Linked DNA regions of Homo sapiens: region 2 is linked to region 1. A link is a contact called in ENCODE Hi-C or POLR2A ChIA-PET data. All regions are on one chromosome and are shown on one strand. Each heading gives the region's core, a stretch centred on a gene start or an enhancer-like site at or near the end of the contact. The rest is flanking DNA. Distances are from core to core; before and after follow the strand shown.

Region 1 (7,128 bases), core at 4,148-6,647:
ACCTGAGGTCAGGAGTATGTGACCAGCCTGGCCAACATGGTGAAACCCTATTTCTACTAAAAATATAAAATTAGCCTGGCGTGGTGGTGCGTGCCTGTAATCTCAGCTACTGGGGAGGCTGAGGCAGAAGAACCACTTGAACCCGGGAGGCGAAGGTTACATTGAGGCGAGATCACGCCACTGCACTCCAGCCTGGGTGACAGAGTGAGACTCTGTCTATAAAAAAAAAAAAAAAAGAAAATCTATTGTTTAGCGTAGCCACCTTCATCAATGATCTTAGCTCTTCTGAATAACTTGCTAAAGCTTCTACATCAGCACTTGCTGCTTCACCTTGTACTTTTTTGTTATGGAGATAGCTTCTTTGCTTAAACCTCATAAACTGACCTGTTAGCTTCCAACTTTTCTTCTGCAGCTTCCTCACCTATTTCTCAGCCTTCAGCCTTTACAGAATTGAAGAGACTAAGGATCTTGCTTCAAATTAGGCTTTGGCTTAAGGGAATGTTAAGGGTGGTTTAATCTTCTATCCAGACCACTCACCCTTTTTCAATATCAGCAATAAAGCTGTTTTACTTTCTTAACATTTGTGTTTCCTGGAATAGGACTTTTAATTTCCTTCAAGAACTTTTCCTCTGCATTCACAACTTAGTTAACTGGTGTAAGAGGCCTCGCTTTTGACCTACCTCAGCTTTCAACACTTAATGACTAAGCTTTATCATTTCTAGCTTCGGATTTAAAGGGAGAGATGGGCGACTCTTCCTTTCACTTGAACACTTAGAGGCCACTGTAGGGTTAATCAGCCTAATTTCAATACTGTTATGTCTCAGGGAATATGGAGGCCCTTGGAGAGGAAGACCGGGGAACAGCTGGTAGGTAGAGCAGTCAGACTGCACAAAACATTTATCAATTACGTTTGCTGTCTTATACGAGCTGGGTTTGTGGTGCTCCAAAACAATTACACTAGTAACATCAAAGATCACTGATCACAGATCACCATAACAAATAATAATAATGAAAGAGTTTGAAATATTGTGAGAATTACCAAAATGTGACAGAGACATGAAGTGAACACAGGCTGTGGAAAAATTGCGCGGATAAACTTGCTCAATGCAGAGTTGCCACAAACCTTCAATTTATAAAAAACACTGTATCTGCTAACTGCAATGAGGTATGCCTGTATTCAGTTTTTAAAGACATTACTCATATGCTAAAATTGATACATTCAGGAGCAATGAATACATTTAAGTAATCAAGCTGTCAAGATTTTTAAAAATCAGGCTTAAACATTTAAATTAGTCATATGGCCTAGAGGCTCAAAAGAATTGGAAACTCGTGTATATTTTCTTTCTTCCAGCTTTGCCATAAAGTAACTGTGAAGCTCTGTGCAATCTCCTTTACCCCCTGTCTGGTTTCCCCTCTGTCAAATGAGGACGTAGAATCAAGGCTGCTAAAGTCTCAGCTAAGACAATCACATAGACATGAATACATAAACAGATGTATAAAGGTTACTTTGAAAATGAAATAAAAACAAAATACTGTCAAACATGACTTTCTCTAGTAAGAATTTAGCAAATCGAACTGCTTAGTGACCTATGAAAAATTCATATTTTTCTCTGAAATGTTTAGACAACTAATAACAACATGCTTAAAGATTGGTTAGATAAGCAGTTAAGGCATTAATAAGACAGTAAAAGCTTGGCAAAAAACTGGGCAGGAAGGTGACCAACAATTTAATTTCAAAGGTAAAACCACTAATTCTTATATTACTGACATCTCGGTATGAAAGCAGAGCTCTGTCACTTACCTATCTCATCCGTCCCTCCTTTTCAGTTACCTTTGCTACTAACCTAGATTTGACACTAGGCTTCACTTCTTAGGCCTAAACTCCTACATAAAGACTTCCTAATGGATCTCCCCACCTCCAGACTCTGGTTTCTAATTCATCTGATGCAGCACAAGTGAGAGACATCTTTCTAAATGATGGACCATTACGCAATAATTAAATGGTCCTTTAGCAAGACGCACCCCTGAAGTTAAAACTATGAAATGATTTCCCTGAAACTGAATTTCCTTAGTTTAAACTCAAGGCCCTCTCTAGTTTGGGCACAACTCTACTTTGCAGTTTTATCTCACAAAACTCTTCTCTGCCACTCAGAGCCACAGTCATCTGGCACTGCAGGTACATCGTTTCCTTAGTGTTGACTAGGCCTTCCCATCTCTGTGACGATCTCTTGACCGCTTCCTCTTCCTCTAACTCTGTGGGCCAAATGAAATACCACTTCTTTGCCTTTGATATAGCTGAAATCCACAAATATTTACAGAATGTTTTTTATGTGCAAAAATGTGCTAGAAGCAGTGAAAGAAGAAAAGATGAGGAAGCCCTCTAAAAGCTTGTAAAAGATCAGGAAAAAATAGACAAGTTCACAGATGATAACATCCCAGAAGAACGTGACCTCTTTGTTCCACTTTACTTTGTACCACAGTTATTTTGTACATTCTCCAAGGATGGGGACCATGTTTTGATGTCTTTTTAATTCATTACAGCATCAAGAACAGTACCTTACCCATGTAAGCATTCAATGACTACAGACTAATCCAGATCTTTCAACTCTTTTTTTTTTCTGCCTTGATTAAAGAAAAAAAAAATTTATACTTCTCATCTCTTGGGCAAATTTTGCCCTTTATACAACTCTACCATTTATTCTAAAGTAGCTCATCCAGGACACCAATCAAAAGTAGGGTAATATTAAATTTGGAAAACGTTATTGTGTTTTGCTTAGCCTCTTAGAATATAGAGAAGTATCTAAACAATACAGTCAGTTATAGTTCATGGATTTTCTCCATTAAAGGTGTAGAGAAGTTGCCTGTTTTTTTTCTTCAAATATACTTAGGTTGCCATAATGTTAAGTTTCCTTATAAAATAATTTCAGGGAGGGTGGGTGGCAAAAAGAAAATTAAAAAGGAAATAAAATAACTTCAGCCTTTACACCATTACTCTCTAAAAAAAATAATATTCCTTTTTCTATTGAGGATACAGCTTCTCAGCCTCAGAAAGTTGCCAATATATGTAACATATGTACCATACATTTTTCAAGGTAAGAATCATTTTAACCACTTCTTTCTCTCCTGTATATCGTTTACAGTTTTAGAATGCAGATGTTGCTACATTTACAAAGGGGGGAAATTTTAAAATCATTCTAATTTCTATCAAAATTCAACCCATATTTATTTTAAAAATTTGTGTCCATGGACCAATGATACTCAAATACTGCAAACTAAAGGGAATAATGCACTTGAATTTCTGAACCTGAGGTCCTCCCCATCCAAAAACATTTTTTAAGTAAATAAAAATTTGGGCCTAGATATCAATTCTTCTAAGTTTACATTTTCCCAGAACTTGGTGCCATGATTAATCATATACTTGATCAAATTAATACCATCCAGGGACATTTTAGAAACTGTAATCACATATAGGAAATAAATAGAGGATGCCGGGCGTGGTGACTCAAGCCTGTAATTCTAGAACTTTGGGAGGCCAAGGTGGGCGGATCACTTGAGGCCAGGAGTTTGAGACCAGCCTGGCTAACATGGTGAAACCCCGTCTCTACTAAAAATACAGAAATTAGCTGGGCGTGGTGGCGCACGCCTGTAATCCCAGCTACTTGGGAGGCTGAGGCAGAAGAATCGCTTGAACCCGGGAGGTCGAGGTTGCAGTGAGCCGACATCGTGCCACTGCACTCTAGCCTGGGTGACAGAACGAGACTCTGTCTCAATCGATCAATCAACAAAATTAGCCGGGCATGGTGGCGCGCACCTGTAATCCCAGCTGCTCCGAGGCTGAGGCAAGAGAATCGCTTGGACCCAGGAGGCAGAGGTTGCAGCGGGTCGAGATCACGCCGCCGCACTCTGGCCTGGGCAACAGAGCAAGACTTCCTCTCAAAAAAAAAAAAAAAAAAAAAAAAACAAGACAAAAGAAAAAGAAAAAACAAATAGAAGGGAATTATTACATATGTTTCTTCTCCAGCCAGAAACTGGCTTACACGAAGTATTTATTTTTTAAAAAACCCTCTAATGAAACAACGGAGAGAACAAAAGAGAAAGCAAAAAGTTTAAAAATCTAAAGTTAAAGATGTGCAGAGGAAATGAAAAATGGGGTTACACACAGGTGGTTTATTGAACAGCCACTGCTCGTTTCCTGACAAGCACCTGCAAGAGGTGATAACTTTAAGGTCCTTACACTTTTGTAGTGTTCACGACTCCGAAATTGAAACACTGCATATAAAAAAAAAACCTAACACTTCGTTTTCCAAAGACAATTTAGGATACTGAAGATGCAAAGCTACTTTTACCTCCAAATGTGTGTGCTGTTGTGTGTTGGTTAGTAAAACAAAATCAGACTAGGTCATTATAGAAGTGGAGTGAAAACTTCCTAGAATAAAATATTTCCTTAAATGATAACGAATCTGTCAGCTTGTAAAACGTACATCTCCCTTACCATTCTGGGTATAAGAACCACGGCAGTTCTTGGCTGAAATGTGGCAGAGGGCAGATTTGTTTAAGGGCTGAGTCTGGAAGCTTTGTTCTAATAAATGCGCAACTGCTGTTTAACAGTGCACTTTCTTTGTTTTTAAATGCCTTTTTAAAAAGAAGACAGACAAGTCTTAAGAGTTAGTGTACAAGACAAGAACTCTATCTCAAGACCATTACTAATTCAGAGGTCTTTAGATGTTCCTGCTGTTTGTCGCGGGTTAAGGAAATAAAGAGGACAGGACACTCTAAAAGGGGAAGAGACAAATAGTCCACACACACACCCCCCTTGGAAACAGTCCTCCAGCTTTGTGAACAGATTTTTAAAGCCCTCCCTCCAACATATCCGGTTAAGTCTAGAAAGCCCAAGGAAAGGGAAGACCCTGGTCGCTTCAGAGGCAGCTAGGACTAGGAGCGGAGTCGCGGTTCCTGATTTGCCCCGCCCCCCCCCACCCCAAGAGGACCCTCATCTTCTCTCCCCTCCCACACTGGGCGCGCGCTCGCTCCCCGCTCGATTCCAGGCGGCCGGCGCCCCCAACTGATCCCGGAACACCAGCGTCCAGCACCTGGGCTCCACACGCCCCTTTCGGCCTGGGTCCCTGGGGGATGACCCTCCTCCCGCAGCCCAGTTCCAAGGAAAAGGATCAGGGCTGGAGAAAACTGCCATAACTGCCAAGCGCCCCTCGCCGCCCCCGCGGAGGCCAGCGGGCTCCCGCCCGGCTCTTCACACCTACCCGCCTCCCCCGGCGGACCCCGCGCCAGCTCCCGCGGCCCCGCCGCCACCAGAACCAGCTCCTGGCCGCAGCGCCATCTTGCTCCCGACCTGCCGCTGCCTTCGCCGCCGCCACCTTATCAGCAGCTGTCAGCTGAACACAGCCACTTCCGGGTCAAACACCAGGCCCCACCTCGCCGCGGACCGGGCGATGGGGCGGGGCCTCGCGCCCACGTGACTCCCCCGGCCCTCGGGGAGGCGTGGCGCGCCCACGGCACGTGACCCGGCGCCGCAGGGGTCCCCCAGATTCAATTCTAGCTCTCGGGCTGGTGGGGCGGTCGCGGGCGCCTCTCCAAGGGAGCTGATTCATTGTCTGGTAGGCCCTCTGCAGGGCCCAGCTGGCGGCCCAGTGGCAAAGCGCCGTTGGTCCTCCGTTTGAAAACCATGATCGCGGTTAGTGGAAAGAGTAGGCTGAGTCCTGATTTTTAAACTATACGGTGGGTACACTGGTGTTCTTTTATTGTTACTCTTTACACACAAAGAACAGATAGGTCCTGAAGGGCCCTTTGATAGTCTCGCAGCACTGATGAGTGATCAGCTCTCCCCTCTTTCTCTGGAACTCGGTAGCTTCATGTTGGCACCTATCACAGACGCTGAAGGCATTTAAATTTTATTTTAAATCAACCAAGAGCCCAAAAACCCAACCCATATTTCGAAAAAACTCCAAGGTGTACTACTCTTGTTTGGTTCTGCCATCCTGCCACCTTACAGTCCTTTTGTTTTTCCTATTCTTGCAGGCAAGTGCAAAACAGTGGTTTTTGGAAGGCAATTCATAATTACTCTGAAGCTATTTCGGCATATTTTTTACTGATTTTTTTTTTTTTTGAGACAGGGTCTTGCTCTGTTGTCCAGGCTGGAGTGCAGTGGCATGATCATGGCTCACAGCAGCCTCAGCCTCCCTGGCTCAAGCGATCCTCTCGCCTCAGCCTCCTGAGTAGCTGGGACCACAGGCATGCACCACCACACCGGGCCAATTTTTTTTTTTTTTTTTTTTTTTTTTTTTGTAGAGATAGGATCTATGTTGCCCAGGCTAGTTTCAAACTGCTAGGCTCAAGCTATGCTCCCACCTCGGCCTCCAAGTGCCAGGGTGTGAGCCACATGCCTGGGCTGTGATTTTTTTTTTTCTTTTAATCAAACTACTGTCTGGAAGTAAAACATGAAAGTTGAGTAATTTTCTCAAGCACGTAGTTTGCTTGCTAACAAGTAATGGATTAATTAGCTTTACGTTTTCACTCTTGTCTCAAGGTTTTTACTGGGTAATAATTTGTAATAAGTTATTAGGCACAAACCACTGGTCAGGAACTGTACACGCATTTTAAAAAATCCTCAGTATCCTTAGGAGTTACAATTGGCATCTTACAGATGAGAAAATCAAGGTTAGAAACAGTTACTGTCATTTGTCCAGATCATACAGCTACAAGCAATGAGGATCAGGATTCAAATCCAGGCCAGTTTGACTCTAAAGTCCTTGCTCATTTCACCAGAGCCAGCTATTCAATTTTTATGTTTTTTCTTTTGCTGTAACTGCCTGTTCACTAATTTCACTCCTTCCCTTCCTTGTGTGAAGCTGAAATTTATGTAGCACATAGTTCCAACTGCTTTGAAGGAGCTAAATTTAGTATTAATACACTGACTAAGTTGATACAGGTTACTGTAGATACTTTAAACAGACACAATAAAGTCAAGGATCATAGATGTGACCTCAGTTTGTCCTGGAATCCTTTTTGTTCCTCTTCTTTGCCTATTGGTTTTTACATTTGCAGGATTCAACTCAGGATGTCGGCCTTCCATGACATCCCCAATCTGGGTTAGATGCCCTCTTGTGATGCTTT
Region 2 (6,737 bases), core at 3,154-5,653, 4.1 Mb after region 1:
CTCCCAACTTGGGAAAACAGCGCTTCAGACTTCAGACCCAGGAAGAGATCACCCAGTGCTCCTTTTATGGGGCATACAACTGAAGCCAAGAGGTAAACCAGGTCACCCACAAAGCTGGTGGCAAGTCAAGAACTGAGTCTCAGGCCTGGTGCGGTGGCTCATGCTTGTAATCCCAGCACTTTGGGAGGCCGAGGTAAAGGATTACTTGAGCCTAGCAGTTCAAGACCAGCCTGGGCAACATAGTGAGACCTCATCTCTACCAAAAATTTAAAAAATTAGCTGGCTATGGTAGCACATGCCTGTAGTCCCAGCTACTCAGGAGGCTGAAACGGATCACTTGAGCCTAGGAGTTCAAGTCTGCAATAAGCTATAATGGCACCATTGCACTCCAGCCTAAGTGACAAAGCCAGACCCTGTCTCAAAAAAAAAAAAAAAAAAAGAACTGAGTCTTGGCCGGGTGTTGTGGCTCACACCTGTAATCCCAGCACTTTGGGAGGCCAAGGCGGGCGGATCATTTGAGGTCAGGAGTTCAAGACCAGCCTGGGCAATGTTGTAAAACCCCTTCTCTACCCAAAATACAAAAATTAGCTGGGCATGGTGGCACCTGCCCGTAATCTCAGTTACTTGGGAGGCTGAGGCAGAAGCATAGCTTGAACTCAGGAGGTGAAAGCTGTGGTGAGCCAAGATCGCACCACTTCACTACAGCCTGGACGACAAAGCGAGATTCTGTCTCAAAAAATATTTTAGTGTGACAAAATATTGCATGCACACTGGGAAGGACAGCTCCAATTCATTCATTCAAACTCTCTCCCAAAACCCTTTCCAGCAGAACAATGTCCGTCAGGGCAAAGTGTTGTGGGATGTCAGGGACTCCCAACAGAGGGACCCGCTGAAGCCATGGCAGAAGAACATAAATTGTGAAGATTTAATGGATATTTATTAGTTCCCCAAATTAATACTTTTATAATTTCTTACGCCTGTCTTTACTGCAATCTCTGAACATAAATTGTGAAGATTTCATGGACACTTATCACTTCCCCAATCAATACCCTTGGGATTTCCTATGCCTGTCTTTACTTTAATCTCTTAATCCTGTCATCATAAGCTGAGGAGGATGTATGTAGCCTCAGGACCGTGATGATTGCATTAACTGCACAAATTGTTTGTAGAGCTTGTGTGTTTGAACAATATGAAATCTGGGCACCTTGAAAAAAGAACAGGATAACAGCAATGTTCAGGGAACAAAGGAGATAACTTTAAACTCTGACTGCCCGTGAGCCGGGCAGAACAGAGCCATATTTCTCTTCTTTCAAAAGCAAATGGGAGAAATATCGCTGAATTCTTTTTCTCAGCAAGGAACATCCCTGAGAAAGAGGATGCGTCCCTGAGGGAGGCCTCTGAAATGGCCACTTTGGGGACAGCTGTCTTTTACGGTCATCGCTGAGGGATGAAATAAGCCCCGGTCTCCTGTAGCGCTCCCAGGCTTATTAGGACGAGGAAATTCCCGCCTAATAAATTTTGGTCAGACCGGTTGTCTGTTCTCAAACCCTGTCTCCTGATAAGATATCATCAATGACAATGTGTGTCTGAAACTTCATTAGCAATTTTAATTTCGCCCCGGTCCTGTGGTCCTGTGGTCTTGCCCTGCCTCCATTTGCCTTGTGATATCTTATTACCTTGTGAAGCACATGATCTCTGTGACCCACACCCTATTCGTACACTCCCTCCCCTTTTGAAAATCACTAATAAAAACTCGCTGGTTTTGCGGCTTGGGGGACATCATGGAACCTGCCGACATGTGATGTCTCCCCCGGACACCCAGCTTTAAAATTTCTCTCTTTTGTACTCTGTCCCTTTATTTCTCGGACCAGCCAACACTTAAGGAAAATAGAGAAGAACCTACGTGAAATGTCGGGGGTGAATTTTGCCTGATAGTAAAGGTTCCCAAGTTGGCTGACTGGGGCCTTAGCTTCTCAAAAGGGGAAGACCATGAGACTGGGATGCCCATGACCTAGCCATGGTTCCTCCTTCCTGATGTCAAGGAAACCAAACTATTAATCAAGTTTATTTAGTAAATATAGAATCAAAACAAAGTATCAGGCCAGGCACACTGGCTCCTGCCTGTAATCCCAGCACTTTAGGAGGCCAAGGCAGGGGGACTGCTTTAAGCAGTTGAGGCTGCAGTAAGCCATGATCATGCCACTGCATTCCAGCCAGTCTGGGTGACAGAGTGAGACCTTGTCTATATATATATATATATACACATACATATATATATACATATATACACAAATACACACACACACATATATACACACACTCATATACATATATATATATATACACACACATACACATATATATATCAGGTACACCTAGCATTTCCTCCCTCAGAGTTTTTCTGAGTTTTCTGGTGGGCACATGCCCTGCCCCACAGTGGACTCCTTCCTACCCTCTGTCAGCCAGAATGCTGCCTCCCCAGAGGCCTTCTCTGACCACCCCATCTGAAGGAGCCTGGCCCTTTCACATCACCCTGTTTACCTCCTTTTTGGCACCTCTCACAATCTGTCATTATCCTTTTTTTTTTTTTTTTGAGACATAGTCTTGCTCTGTCGCCCAGGCTGGAGTGCAATGGCGCCATCTTGGCTCACTGCAGTCTCCTCTTCCCGGGTTCAAATAATTATTGTGCCTCGGCCTCCCGAGTAGCTGGGACTACAGGCACACGCCACCACGCCCAGCTAATTTTTGTATTTTTAGTAGAGACAGGGTTTCACCATATTGGCCAGGCTGGTCTCGAACTCCTGACCTCGGGTGATCCGCCCACCTCAGCCTCCCAAAGTGCTGGGATTACAGGCATAAGCCACAGCGCCCAGCCTCATTATCTTATTATTTGTTTAGTGGCTCTCTCTCCCGCTGGCCTTCAACTCCACAAGGGCAGTGACCCTGACTGTCAGGGACATAAACCAGCAGTCCATGGGCATGCATATTTTTGTTTGGCTTGCAGTGTTGTATCAAAAATTCAATTTATTCCTGTAATCCCAGCACTTTGGAAGGCCGAGGCAGGCAGATCACCTGAGGTCAGGAGTTCAAGACCAGCCTGGCCAACATGGTGAAAACCCATCTCTACTAAAAATATTTTTAAAAAACTAGCCGGGCGTGGTGGTGGATGCCTGTAACCCCAACTACTCGGGAGGCTGAGGCAGAAGAATTGCTTGAACCCAGGAGACGGAGGTTACAGTGAGCCGACACAGTGCCACTGCACTCCAGCCTCGGCGACAAAGTGAGACTCTGTCTCAAAAAAAAAATCAATTTATTGGCAATATTTAAAAATCAAGAGATTTTATGTAAACACCTGGATTTCCTGGCACTCTTGAAAAAGATCTAGCACAATGGGCTGGAGGTGAGCGGCCACTGCAGCCCGTAGTTCTTACTCCAGCCCCCAGTCCACCCCATTACATCACACTTGGCTGTTTGCACTCCTTGATCCTACTTACCTGCCTATCCCCGGAGGCCTTTGAGTCTAAAATTCCTGGTCTCTTTTCACCACTCTACTTACCCCTACAACTGAGTGTTGAAATAAATAAACTGAAAGCAAGAAAGGTTGACTGTTTTGAAGGAAATATTTCATCTAAACTCTAGGAAGGCTCTACTCCACACAAGCTGTGCCACATGAAGGACGCCCTCTGGTGCCAGAATTATTCTCGGGGGGGCCCAGAACCAGTTACTATACCTTGAACTCATGCCAATGAGCTGGGCACACTTTTTCCTTAGATGGATTAATCTAATCTAAATGAAAATTTTAGATCGGATTAACCCACTTTAGAATAAATCTAAATGGCAATCTAAATTATGCGGTTACCGTTTTGATTATATTATTGTATGTTGATTAATCAAAGTGCCGCCCTAAATCCCGCTGTGACTCCGTGGGTAGTAGGGTGGGTAGGTAGGTGGGTTTGACACAACGGGGATTTCTCGTGTTTGGGAGGCTCATCATCTAAATCCTCTCTAAGGAGTGTTCATTTACCATATGAAACTCCCCTTTTCGAGAAGACAGGGATGCAACAGGGTCAAGAAGGTGGAACGTACCAAAGGACACAGTGCGTAGGCGCGCTCGAAACCTGGGCCGGTATTCTCGGCACCCAGACACCGTCCACTCGCACTGCGCAGGCTCCGAGACAGATCAAGCTTTCCCTCCCCCTCCCAGCTCTCCTAGAGTCAAGAGGACGCCCTCCTGCCGCAGACTTCCTGCGCAAGCGCCATCCCATGTCCCCGCCTCCAAACCAATTGGAAGCGGCGCCGCCTGGGCGCTTGGGGCACGACGCTGTGGGTGGGGTCAGGACGTGAGGGCAGCGCGCTGGCGTCAGAGGCGCGGCTATATAACTAAACACAGGCACCGCCCCTCTGCCCCAGTCACTGAGCCGCCGCCGAGGATTCAGCAGCCTCCCCCTTGAGCCCCCTCGCTTCCCGACGTTCCGTTCCCCCCTGCCCGCCTTCTCCCGCCACCGCCGCCGCCGCCTTCCGCAGGCCGTTTCCACCGAGGAAAAGGAATCGTATCGTATGTCCGCTATCCAGAACCTCCACTCTTTCGGTAAGCTATGGGAAAGGTCGCGGGCCCGGGTGGGGCAGCGGGGCCTTCCGGGCCCGGAGACGTGTTCCGGGAAGTTGCCAAGCGCTCCGGGCCTTCGTAAGCTCGGGCAGGGGAAACTTGACCAGGGTCGCAGGGCAGCGGGATCAAGGCCTGGGCCCCGGGGTCGGACCCTGAGCGCGACCGGAAGGAGCAGGCGGTAGGTCAGCCCTTGGGCGGGCCCGGCGTCTCAGTGGCGCATTTACTAATGGCTCCTGGGCCTCCTCGGGCCACACCCGCCCCTCCCGTCACCATTGCGTCACGTCCGTTACGTCACCACCCGTTGTCACGGATCCGGAGGGAAAGGCGGTGCCAGCCCTAAGTGGCAAGCGGGTGCACCAATGGGGGTGGGAGGCTTAGCCCCGCCTCGGGAGCTCGGGTTCCGGCGGGTTGCATCAGCTGGGTGGGGCACCGCCTGGCAGCCCGGACTCCCCCGACATGTGATCGGCTTCCCAGGGAGGGCGGGAGGCCCGGGCGTTCCCCGAGCCTGGGGAAGCTGGCCGTCCCGGACTGACCTGCTCGGGGAGAGCCAGCAAAGGACACATTCGGCCTGGCCCAAGCCCTGACGATTTCAGTGTTGTTTTCTGCACGCGCAAAACACCTGGGGACCGAGGGGATGGCAGTGGCATCCTATCTTTGACAGCTCTGAACGAGCTTAACCTTTTTTTTCAGACCCCTTTGCTGATGCAAGTAAGGGTGATGACCTGCTTCCTGCTGGCACTGAGGATTATATCCATATAAGAATTCAACAGAGAAACGGCAGGAAGACCCTTACTACTGTCCAAGGGATCGCTGATGATTACGATAAAAAGAAACTAGTGAAGGCGTTTAAGAAAGTAGGTCTTCAGTGAGATTTTGGGAAAGTCATAATGGATTTGTCCACAAGGGGGTGCCAGCTGTGTTGTATGTATTGTTAGCGGAAGGGGTGATAAATGCGTTCATGCTCTTGCTAGGCCTAATTCGTTTTCCTTTGTGCTTGCAGAAGTTTGCCTGCAATGGTACTGTAATTGAGCATCCGGAATATGGAGAAGTAATTCAGCTACAGGGTGACCAACGCAAGAACATATGCCAGTTCCTCGTAGAGGTGAGTTCAGTCACTACTTGATTTGTGCCTCTCTGCTGGCAAATCTCAGATCCTGTCTGTTAGCTTCTGCTGGGGACATAAAAGTTGGCTTTGTAAGGCTGAGCAAAACCTCAGTTGGGTTTTAAAGTACATAGACTTATTTCTGTTTTATAGGAAAAAGCAGAAGGGACTTGTCTACCTTTGGTTTACTGTTTCTGTGGATCTACTTCACAGATGCAAATTTGAATAGCATATAGATGCATTGTAAAATAAGCCAAATGCTGGGTTGTTCCTGTATTTGTAAGGACATGAGTTTTTAAAAATGAATTTCCTGAGTATTAATACTAAAATACTGTTACATGATCAGCTCTTGATATAATTGAAGAGATTTCAGATACCTGATGAGTCTCATTCTCACACTAATTCAGAACCTTGGAAGGCACTGAGTGTTCAAAAAAGGTAGCTCTTAACTGAGGACCCTCTGTTGAACCATTGTGCGCACCCCTGGCTCTTGGGCAGTGTAGTAGCAGGAAGACAGGGTTGTTGCCATTAGAAATGGAGGCTTTAACTCTCCCTGTCCCCCATTTAAAACTTTGCCCTTTTGTCTTTTCAGATTGGACTGGCTAAGGACGATCAGCTGAAGGTTCATGGGTTTTAAGTGCTTGTGGCTCACTGAAGCTTAAGTGAGGATTTCCTTGCAATGAGTAGAATTTCCCTTCTCTCCCTTGTCACAGGTTTAAAAACCTCACAGCTTGTATAATGTAACCATTTGGGGTCCGCTTTTAACTTGGACTAGTGTAACTCCTTCATGCAATAAACTGAAAAGAGCCATGCTGTCTAGTCTTGAAGTCCCTCATTTAAACAGAGGTCAAGCAATAGGCGCCTGGCAGTGTCAAGCCTGAAACCAAGCAATACCGTCATGTTTCAGCCAAGCCCAGAGCCCTAAGATTACAAACAACTATGGCCGGAACCTCCTCAGCTCTCCCTCTGCAGAGTTCCCTACCCTAAGAGAATGTTACCACCTGAACAGTCCTCGGTGAATCTGAGAGG

Evidence for each region. Hi-C counts contacts between places; a loop is a spot of excess contacts on that map. ChIA-PET counts read pairs that join two places held with the same protein, here RNA polymerase II (POLR2A). Pooled maps may share reads with other maps.
Region 2: a pooled map shows a loop between it and region 1 (10-fold over the local background). The contact joins the promoter of EIF1 here to the promoter of SYNRG in region 1. A Hi-C loop is called at or near these places in 6 of 50 pooled maps. POLR2A ChIA-PET finds 5 or more read pairs at or near these places in 2 of 52 experiments (OCI-LY7 and T-cell).

What each region holds. Positions count from the first base shown.
Region 1 is chr17:37,604,021-37,611,148 of GRCh38, forward strand. It overlaps SYNRG (synergin gamma), which reads right to left and starts at 5,398. Exons shown (of 22, transcript NM_007247.6): 1 at 5,259-5,398. The coding sequence starts at 5,335. DDX52 (DExD-box helicase 52) reads right to left here. Exons shown (of 15, transcript NM_007010.5): 15 at 5,719-7,128.
Region 2 is chr17:41,684,482-41,691,218 of GRCh38, forward strand. EIF1 (eukaryotic translation initiation factor 1) reads left to right here and starts at 4,404. Exons shown (of 4, transcript NM_005801.4): 1 at 4,404-4,588; 2 at 5,297-5,460; 3 at 5,607-5,708; 4 at 6,301-6,737. The coding sequence starts at 4,558. The coding sequence ends at 6,345. RefSeq lists enhancers at 4,105-5,013, 4,999-5,088, 5,014-5,922 and a silencer at 4,229-4,618.